Regions from separate parts of the Homo sapiens genome. Here region 2 is linked to region 1. Evidence: chromatin contacts called from ENCODE Hi-C or POLR2A ChIA-PET data. All regions are on one chromosome and are shown on one strand. The core of a region is the stretch at or near the end of the contact, and the rest is flanking DNA. Distances in the headings are between cores, read along the strand shown.

Evidence for each region. Hi-C counts contacts between places; a loop is a spot of excess contacts on that map. ChIA-PET counts read pairs that join two places held with the same protein, here RNA polymerase II (POLR2A). Pooled maps may share reads with other maps.
Region 2: a loop to region 1 is called in a pooled map, with 2.1 times the contacts of the local background. The contact joins the enhancer-like site here to the promoter of BACE2 in region 1. A Hi-C loop is called at or near these places in 2 of 50 pooled maps. POLR2A ChIA-PET finds 5 or more read pairs at or near these places in 2 of 52 experiments (A673 and MCF 10A).

The regions. Positions count from the first base shown.
Region 1 is chr21:41,165,556-41,171,045 of GRCh38, forward strand. It overlaps BACE2 (beta-secretase 2), which reads left to right and starts at 2,605. Exons shown (of 9, transcript NM_012105.5): 1 at 2,605-3,020. The coding sequence starts at 2,709. MIR3197 (microRNA 3197) reads left to right here and starts at 2,002; the gene lies at 2,002-2,074. RefSeq lists a silencer at 2,164-2,613.
Region 2 is chr21:41,639,462-41,644,462 of GRCh38, forward strand. LOC105372812 (a long non-coding RNA gene) reads left to right here. Exons shown (of 2, transcript XR_937741.1): 2 at 1,306-2,326. Among named protein-coding and RNA genes, the nearest start is that of LINC00111, 37 kb to the right of the region's middle. Within about 2 kb of position 2,595, at least 17 of the 41 ENCODE cell types and tissues checked have a DNase peak (open chromatin) inside an H3K27ac peak, as active enhancers do.

The DNA of each region.
Region 1 (5,490 bases), core at 1,355-3,854:
GAGATCCTTCCTCGCTCTCCACCGTCCAGGGTCATGTTTAATGGTGATGTTTGTTCTTTCCAAGGAGAGAAGGCCCATCTAATTGCAGGGCTTTTGTTTTCCTGAATGGACTCAGGAAGGCCATGGCTGAAAACGAGGGTGCTGAGAGGCTGTAAGGAGAAGGGAAGGAGTTGGAGGCTCTGGTGGAGTGAGGAAGAGCAGGGCAGTATCCCATGTCCTCTGATGTTAGGGGTGAGGTCAGGAGGGTGGGTCTCACCTTCTCCTTTCTCTGCCCTGCATCGGTCACCATGGTTTAAAAATCAATGCTATTCCATGAGAGGGCTGCCACTTATCATTTCAGTTCCAACACCTGGAAAGTAAAATTATTGTCTCCCAAATCCACCCAGCACCATAGGCTTGAATAGGGATCATATGCTCTAAGACCATTCATGAAAACAGAGACAACCAAGGAGACAGTCACCCAATGCTGTCCCTTCAGCTTGCATTATTTTCTGACAAGACAGCTCTGCCATCCATGGAAGCCTGTGTGCTCCTCCATCCCTGGATCTTTATGCATCCTTTTCCCCACAAACCCAAACCATCCCTCTTAAAATGAAAAGCTTAGGAATACTCACCCTAGACTGAGTCACGCGTTTCTTGTACAAACTTTAATTAGACTTGATTTTTTAAAAATTTCCCTTGTGGCTTTTAATTATTAGACAGAGCAAATGTCTCTAGTATTAAACTTATATGTCACATAGCCTCTTTATCAATGGCCCTAATACATTTCATGTGCTTTTCAGAAAGATTATATTCTTCCCAGAGCTGTCTGAATGTCTTTTTGAACCCCTCAAGACTGGACACCAAGGAGTATAAATAATCATTTTAAAAAAAATCACATTCCCTCCACAACCTTGAATCTGAAACGTGAATATATGAATAGAAGGGCTCTGGAATAACTATGCAGATTTATGGAGAATATCAACTTAAGTTATATCACGGGATCCAGCTATGCCTTTCTTCATGGAGTTGGGGATTTGTTAAAGTTGAGATATAGTTTGGGGGAAGTGTGATTTATGGTTAAAGTCATCTGAAAATCAATACATTTGAAGATCTCTGACATAAAGGTCCCTTGCAGAGCTAGACGTGATTCTAAAATTGGGAACACAGGAATAAAAATCAAATCTTGAGTAGAAGTAGCTGAAAATTGCAGTGATTCGGGGAAGCTTGGCTTCTAACTCCCCACTGTTTGAAGATGGGCTTGTTTGTTTTTTAAAACAGCCAACATAATTCAGCTGGAGGAGGTACAAAGAATTTTCTATTCCTTGTTTCTGTAGAAATCGATGGACTTTAGCTTGTCTAATTGTCCCCCCTGCCTTTAGTATCTAAAATAAAATAACCCTCGTTGCTTGCATTACTCAACGCATTTCTGCGTCTTGGCGTCTATGGCTAAACGAGTATTAATTAGACAGTCCGCAGAGAGCTGGCTGGGGATAGAAGGGGAGGTGGGGGAGAAGGGCAGGGATCACAGCAGGGTGGACTCGTGGCCCTGATTTGGGATCCTGACAGCAACTTACTAGGTGGCCTGAGGGCTGGGTGCCAGGGGAGGCAGCGGGTTCCAGTAGCATCTGACCTGCATTAGGGACAGGGGCGCGGCGGAGGGGGCGAAGGGGGCGGGGGTGGGGGGAAGGTGGCTGGGGTGAAGCCCAGCTTCGCAGCTAGCTGTGGGCAACAGAGGGAGTAAGGGGGGGCAATGAGGCTGGGGCCAGGCGCCAGCAGCAGCCACGCCCCCCACCTCCCCCGATTTTTAGGGAAAATTCTCCAAAGCTCTCGCATCCTCCTCTGCCTCCTTCCACCCTCCACCCTCCCAGCCTCCACTGAGACCTCTTTAAAACCACCCAGGGGCCGCCGGGGGATGAGGCCGGGGAACGGGCTGGACTGAGGGCGGGGGCTCGGGGGCAGCGGACGGGAAACGCCTCGAAAGCAGCCAGACCCGGCGACTGAAATGAGGCGGAGGAGCTTGGCGAGGGGAGGCGCAGGCTCGGAAAGGCGCGCGAGGCTCCAGGCTCCTTCCCGATCCACCGCTCTCCTCGCTGACCTCCGAGTCACCCCCGGAAGCTCCCGCCACTGCCGGGCGAATAGACCCCCGCGGACCCCCAAGCGCGCGGGGCCGGGGCCCTAGTTCAGGCCCTCGCTGCCCCTTTAAGGGTTCTCGAAACTTTCCCCCCGGTATCAGATGAGCCTCGTCACATCCGTTGGCCGTGGCCGCTGGGGCGCTTTCCGAGGAAATTCGGGACTCGAGTTTCCCGGGGAAGAGGCGCGGCCTGAGCCCGGCGAGGGTGGGGAGGGCAGGCGCAGGTGGACCCCGGCGCCCCCCGAGCCCCGCTGTGACCTTGGCCGCGGGGGAGGGGCTGGGCCGCTGCGGGGCAGTCGCGGCCGCCAGAGGGGGCAGCGGAGAAGAACTTGCCCAACTTGGCGGCGCGGGCTGGGGCGGCTCTGCGCCTCCGCGCCCGCCTCCCCGGCCTCCGCCTTCTCCCCTCCCGCGAGCCTCCTCCCCTCCCGCGAGCCTCCTCCCCTGGGCCCTCCTCCCGTCCTCCCCGCCGCCGCCGGTCCCGGTGCGCGCCCATCCCTGCCCGCAGCCCCGCGCGCCGGCCGAGTCGCTGAGCCGCGGCTGCCGGACGGGACGGGACCGGCTAGGCTGGGCGCGCCCCCCGGGCCCCGCCGTGGGCATGGGCGCACTGGCCCGGGCGCTGCTGCTGCCTCTGCTGGCCCAGTGGCTCCTGCGCGCCGCCCCGGAGCTGGCCCCCGCGCCCTTCACGCTGCCCCTCCGGGTGGCCGCGGCCACGAACCGCGTAGTTGCGCCCACCCCGGGACCCGGGACCCCTGCCGAGCGCCACGCCGACGGCTTGGCGCTCGCCCTGGAGCCTGCCCTGGCGTCCCCCGCGGGCGCCGCCAACTTCTTGGCCATGGTAGACAACCTGCAGGGGGACTCTGGCCGCGGCTACTACCTGGAGATGCTGATCGGGACCCCCCCGCAGAAGGTAGGGACCCCCGGCTGCTGCCGCGGGCTTTTCGGGCTCGTTGGAGGGAGGGGGCTGTCCAGAGACGCCTCCACGCGGCTTAGCGTCGCCCCCAAAGCAGCAGCTGTCCCCGCACAGAAGAGCGGGGAACGCAGAGGGGCTCGGGTGGGCCGGGGAGCGGGGGCGCTCGCTCTTGAGTCGCGGAGGACGGCAGCCCCCGCCCGGGGCGCACTGAGGGGTGTGCGCGAGTGTTTCAGAACTTGTGAGCTCCCCCTCCGCGGGGCTGGGCGGGAGAGGAGACCTGGAACTTGCCGCCTCCAATAACGTGATTTCCTTCTTGCGGGCGACACCTACTTCCAGCGGGAGACGGAGCGGTGGGCCTTGGGCGACGGGCTATTATGGGGAAAATCACCTCGTGTTCATACCCTCCCTCCCCCCCGCCCCCCCCCCACCCCACCACCATGCTGTCTCATTGCTAAAGAGGCTCGTGGCCGGCTTCCAAAGGCGCAGTACCCTTTAAAAAGGATTTATGCATGAGCTCAGCTAAAAGCAACCCGGTTAAGAAGTGGCTCGCTTGCTGCTCTGAGGAAGGAGCAGCGTCTCCCCTGCGCCCGCTTTCCTTTCTCGGAGTTGGTTTGTCAGCTGTGTCCTCGCTCATCCGGCGGCCCTGCCCCTCTGCACGGAGCGATGCATCTACACGCGGGTGTGCAGAGTGTGAAAAGCATTCCAGCTACCGGGAAAAAAACAGGGGCTGAGTGAGGTGTCCGGGGACCAAGTGGTATCCCGATTACAACACAAAAATAAAATCAAACAGCTTTCCTTTTCTCTTACTCTGATGTTCATTTACTAACACTTTTTGTAGCAAGAAACAAATGTTCCCAAGCACAGTGATCTGAAAAAAAAAAAAAAAAAATCCCAATTGATCTGCCCCCTCCTACTTTCAAACTGTCTAATCCAAGTGGGATTTGAAGTCCTTTGCTCAATTGAATGCACTATTTGAAGATAGTTTATTTTTATTTTTAACATTGTCATTTGGGTTTTGATTCAGCTATGATTCCCCCATAAATAGAACATACTCATGACTTTTGTATAATTCTCATTAAATTATTCAAGACTTTAAGAGGAAAGACATGCCATGCTAATTCTTTTAAAAAAGGAAACTGCCGAATAACTTCTGTAGTTGTTTAATTAGTTTAGGGGGAAAAAAAAACCTTCAAAAGCGTATATTCAAACTTTGATTCTAGTTGCCTTTCGTCTAAGTCATGGGAAGCCACGTGAGTGATCTTTGCCATCTCCAGGAGTGGATGGTTAGAGGGAGGGAATAGGAATCCCCATCAGCTGAGGGAGCTTAACTTGGCTGTAAGATGTGGTCTTGGTGCAGCCAACACGTGGGAACATGTGCCTGGTGCTGAGAACCTTGGAAATATGACAAGATATTGAGGAAGAACCTCTTCTGTGACCTGCAGAGAATCTTTTGGAACAGGCCTTGAATGAATCCCCATTGGACATGTGTGCTTTGATGCGAGGGAATTCTCTCTACTAAAAGTAAATGTGGGTGGTCTGAGGGCTATGATAAAAGAAGCCCTGAAACCCTCCCTCCAGAGCAAAGGGGAAAGGGAGAAGCCTGAAGAAGGACTAAAAAATACTTAACTTTGGCAATCAAAAAAAAAAAGCTTTTATAAATAATAACTTGCCTGTTAATTAATTCAATGACCTTTATTTTAAAATGATGAGGTTTAATTAATTTAATTAACAGAAATGTATTGAGTACCTAGGCTCCTGTCTTTACCGTAGCCAAGGCAGTAGTTGGTTCAAGATTACTTCTCAACCATTAGCATGTTTCCAGGGAGCGCTGCTTCTACAGAGACAGATTTAATTTTTACATGTGATGGGGAATGAAATATCCTGTACCTCCCTCCTGGCTTGATTTAGCGATAAGCTGCTTTATAACCAAATCTTTCCAAATGCCTACTGTAAAGTCAGGCTTTCCTGACTACTGCATTAGGATTCACTACCTGCCTGTGTTGCCCTGAAATGTCTCTGACCACCAGCAGGGTGTCAGCAGCCGGCTAGAGGGGGCAGCAGTGAGGTGACTTCTGAACCTGGAGTGAGCTTTCCTGCTCTATTAATGGCCAGGAGTCATGCATTTATTCTCTGCTGATTCTCTGAAGCCTAAAATAAAAATTGCTTAGGTGGAGAGAAAAATGGAATTGTAAATTCAAGCAATAAATAACCAAGAATTTTTCAAGAATTAAGTAATAGTCATAGACAATGTCTGAAAGCTCAGTACGTGACAAGCACTGCGCTCTGTGCTTTAGGTGTGCTTTCCCAGGAATCCCCACCCACCACCCACCACCCCTCGGGGGTCTTATACGCATTTGGGGGTGGGAAAACTGAAGCTCGGAGAGACTGAATGACTTTCCAGGGCAACAGGGCAAGAAAGAGGGAGGGCCAAAAATGGAAGCCAGGGAGCTGAACTTCAGAAGCCAAG
Region 2 (5,001 bases), core at 1,345-3,844, 470 kb after region 1:
GCCCAGCAGCAGAGCCTTGCCTGGAGACCCGGTAGAAATGCCAGTTATCAGGCCCACCCCAGGCCTGCTGCCTCCGAACCACGCTGGCAGGGATTCTGGGGTTCCTCACGCTGCCAGCTCTCTGGCTCTCTACTGTTGAGAACAGTGAATATAGGGCTCTGTAGACTGTTGAAAGGACTTTGGCTCTTGCTTTGCATGAAGTTGGAAGCCACTGGAGAAATGGCTTAGAGCAGAGGTGTGCTCAGAGAATCCCTGTGAATGGGGCAGGGCACTCAAGACCAGGTGGGGGCTGTGGCCAGGACACAGGTGAGAGCCTGATGGAGACGTGGCCCAGGGTGGCGTGGAGGGGAGAGAGAGAGGTGCCTAGGTGGGGACAGTTGAAGTGGAGCCACTAGGAATTCCCAACACATTTGATATAGACTGTGAGGGGGGCCAAGGGTGCTGAGGCAGGATCATGCCTGCAATGTTCAGGAAACCGAGAACACTAACAGGCTAGAAGCAGTGCAGTGGAGAGACGGAGCAAGTGAAATGAGTGTTGCTTCCAGCTGTGAAGTTCCAGGGTGTTTGTCACCCCCTGGTCCCTCTCAGGCCTCAGCTGGACCAACCAGAAGAGTGGCATTTCCACTGCAGAGCTAAGGAGAAAGATTGCTGCAGGTGCGGGAGGCAGCCAGGAGCTCAGCTGGGATGAGTTCAATGTGGATGCTCTTAAGACACGAACAGCTACGCAAGTCGAGAGGTCTGGGGGAGCCATACAGCCATGGAGGTGGAGCGCTCTCCATCCTAGAGATGGGTCTATTTTGTAGTCAGCATCTAGGTACCTAAAGTCTTGGGACTAGATGGATTTTCTTTTCTTTTCTTTTCTTTTTTTTTTTTTTTTGAGACGGAGTTTTGCTCTTGTCCCCCAAGCTGGAGTGCAATGGTGCGATCTTGGCTCACTGCAACCTCTGCCTCCTGGGTTCAAGCGATTCTCCTGCCTCAGCCTCTCGAGTAGCTGGGATTACAGGTGCCCACCACCATAGCTGGCTAATTTTGTGTATTTTTAGTAGAGATGGAGTTTTACCATGTTGGCCAGGCTGGTCTCAAACTCCTGACCTCAGGTGATCCACCCACCTCAGCCTCCCAAAGTGCTAGGATTACAGGTGTGAGCTACTGCTCCTAGTCGACTGGATGGATTTTCTAGGATGTGAGGGTGGAGAAAAGAAGACGTGAGGGAGGCAGCAGAGATTGAAAAGGTGTGGGGGTAGAATGATGCCCTTGCTGAGGTTGAATTTTTTACAAGTTAAAAGTATGACTCTTATGTAACAGGAGCATCTGTCAATGGTTTATGGAACTCAGTATGGAAGCCAGCATGGTGGCAGAGCTGGTTCAAAAAGTAGAAAAAGAATGAAAGACTACAGTCTCTGACAGAAGGCATGCTGGAAGGATGTTGCCAGATCACAGGGCCCTAGGGTGCAATAAAACAGTCCCTGTTGGGTGATGATCTATTGTTCAGTAAGCTATCAGCATCTCGACAAGACAAATTCAACTGTATTGCCAGCAGATAGAGTCAGTTGCATCACTGTCCATTTTCTTCAAGTTAATATGAACCCTGGCAGAGATGTCAAATGTCCCATCAATGGAAAATAGTCAAAGCAAGAGGCCGTGCCCCTGAGATAACTAGCGGTCTCTGACATGCCACCACCGGTTCCTGAGAGCTTGTTAACAAGACAGTGTCTGACCTGAGATAAGGAGGTGACCATCGTTTCAAAACAGTTGAGAACTAACTCCTGCATGTTGGTTGTTGCTGTCACTAACTATAGAAGAGAAATCCACGTGGGATCATCTAAACCTGGCAGAGGTTGCATGGCCAGAATGTGCTGGGTCACACTCAAACTCTGGTCTCTCTGACACCAAGGACCACAGATGCTGAGTCCAGCCAGCACTTTCCAATGACCTCAGTCCCTCTCAGGACAGGCCCATCCAAGGAGGATTTGCCTCAAGGGGAAAGCAATGACTAGCCCAAAAAGAATGACCTGGCAGGGAAGTGCCTGGGCTGGGGGAGGCACTTCCAATACCCTCCCTAAAATGCAATTTTTATCCACTTTTCTTTGCACAATATTTATTATTTCCAAAGAGTGTCTAAAGACCGACTACAGAGGAGAGATTCCAGCCCCCTTCATGCTGCAGATTGTTAGAGCTAGGGCTGCACGTTCCCTGGGACAGGGACAAGCCCATGTTAGGAGGCTGCTTCTCACGGGGAGTGCCCTGAGTGTGGTGGATGCTAACATTTTGGGTAATAGAACAAGACACAGGCTTTCACTGAATCTGTCTTTTCAGCAAAGGTAAAGAAAAAAAAGGCAGAAAGGAAAGAAATCATCCTATGGGTACTGTGGGAGAGGGCCAGGAAGAGCCAGAGAAATCCACAAAGTTCAAAACGGCCAGACCCTATCAGGTTCCCCAGGGAGCCAGCAGCTTATCACAGCTTAGTCACAGGGTTGTGAGAAAACCCATGCCTCACTGGAAACCCCCCAAAGAACAATGACCCCCTTGATCCAAATCACGTCGTGGCCCCCGGAGTGCTCAGATCCTATCATCAGGAACACAATATCCCCATTTCAGGGCCTCCGTCAGAAGGCTGGCCGGCACATCCGTGAGTCACAGAACGGAAAGGAAGGCAGCGCGCATGTTCATGGAAAGAAATCCTGTTTGTCTCTCTCCTTTCTTCTGATACAAATGCAGACAGTTTCCCAGTTGTCAAAATTGAACATGATACGAGGAAAATAGCTTGGTAAAAAACATGCATTAGTCATTCAGCAGTAAAATTTTCCAAGTTTTACTCATCTCATCATCTTGACCACTAAATGGACTTTCAACAGTGGATTTCTCTGAGAGTGGCACAAGTGTGTTAAGGAATTGTCACAGGCATGGCGCCTGCTCTGAGCTCTGGGGGCTTAGACCCCTCAAAAGCTCACAGCCCCTGGAATTCACTAAGCTGCAGAGCACAGGGGCTACTAAATATTTCTCCAACTGGACAGACTTTCACGTGGGGATAGACAGGATTGAATTACCCAGATTCAGAGAAAAAGGGTCTATTATCTCATAGAACAGTCTGAAGTTCAACCAGGAAGCCATATTTTCCACTTAAAACCACAGGGCAGTTATCCAATCTCTGTGCAATTTCATCAGAGGAGAGGTGAGACTGTCGGGGGGCGGCAGGGCTGACTGGGAGGCTGTGGAGAGGGTGTGTTTAGGATGGGCGACCTTTCCTGTGGGCTAAGGTAGGAAAGCAGAAAACAGTTAGTGTGAGATTCTTGGTGTCCTCAAGAGCAGCCTGTGTAACAGAAAAGACCGTTCTTAGTTCCTTCACTTTTGATTAACATCGAAGGTATTGTTTCACATTTCTAATGTCTAGTTTTCCTTGGGTTTTTAATAGCACTTTCAGGAAGACTTAATTCAATTAATGTTTGGCCAGGGGAGGTGGCTCACGCCTCTAATTCCAGCACTTTGGGAGGTTAAGGTGGGAGAATCACTTTAATTCAGAAGTTCCAGACCAGCCTGGGGAGCACAGTGAACTCCTGTTTCTACAAAAATAAATAAATAAATAATAAACAAAATTAGCTAGGCATGATATAACTAGCCTGTGGTCCTAGCTACTCAGGAGGCTGAGGCAGGAGGATCACTTGAGCCCAGGAGTTCAAGACCAGCCTGGGCAACAGAATGAAACCCCATTTCTACAAAAAAAAAAAAAAAAAAAATTAGCCAGGTGTGGTGGTGCTAGGCTGTGGTCGTGGCTCCTCAGGAAGCTAAGGTGGGAGTATCGCTTGAGCCTAGGAGGTCAAGGCAGCAGTAAGCAGTGACTGTGCCACTGTACTCCAGCTGGGCAACAGAAGGGAGACACTGTCAAATATATACATATATACTACAATGGCTATTACTACAAATAGCTTAGAATAACTACAGTGAGGGCCGCCGCAGAGACTGGAGCTCTCACACCCTGTGGTTAGGAATGTAAAATGGTATAGGCACTTTGGAAAACTGACAGATTCTTGGCAATTAAATACACAATACCACATGACCCCATCGTTCTACTCAGAGCTATTTATTCAAGAGAAGTGAAAGCCTGTGCCCAAGTGAAGACTTTTGCATAAATGTTCATAGCAGCTTTATTTGTAATAGCCAAAACTAGAAACAACCCAAATGTCCATCAACAGGCGAGACGGATAAACACATCGTGGTATATCCGCGCATGGAAGGAGGCATATACTTTCTGTCTTGTTGTTGGGGTGGTTTCAGGACATGCCCATGTGTCGACACATGTCAAATTGTACACTCTGAGTATGTATAGTTTATTATATGGCAATTATACCTCAATTACCTTGTTTAAAGCCTTAAAAATGCTTTCCAGATTAGTAGTAATTGGGGTCAGGGCTCAGGGGAAGGTCAAAAGAAAACTTTTTAGAGTGATAAAAATGTTCTATTTCTTGATTGTGGTGATGGTTACACTACAGCTACCAATTGCTAAATTACAATGGGTGGATTTTATTGGATATAAATTGTAACTCAATAAAGCTGGGGAAAAATAAATTTGCACTGAAATATCTTTGCATATTAGGACAAGGGCAGAATACTGTGGTAACATGTAATTTTTATTTCTAATAAAGCAGACATTGTAGTTGCAGAGAAAAAAATTAAATTTAAATTTAAATTTTCATTTCTCTTGGACAAATATCTAGGAGTAGAACAACGAGGTCATGCGGTAGTTGTATGTTTAATTTTCAAGAAACCCTCAAGAAACGCTTTCTCAAAAGGGAAAAATAACATGTTTACATTGAAGCAAAAAACTAATATCTTCTTTTTTGTATTGATTATCTGAATATTAAAAAACAATTACAAGCTGAATAATTATTCTTTTTTTTTTTTTTTTTTTTTTGAGATAGAGTCCCCAGGCTGAAGTGCAGTGGCATGGTCTCGGCTCACTGCAACCTCTGTCTTTTGGGCTCAAACAATTCTCCTATCTCAGCC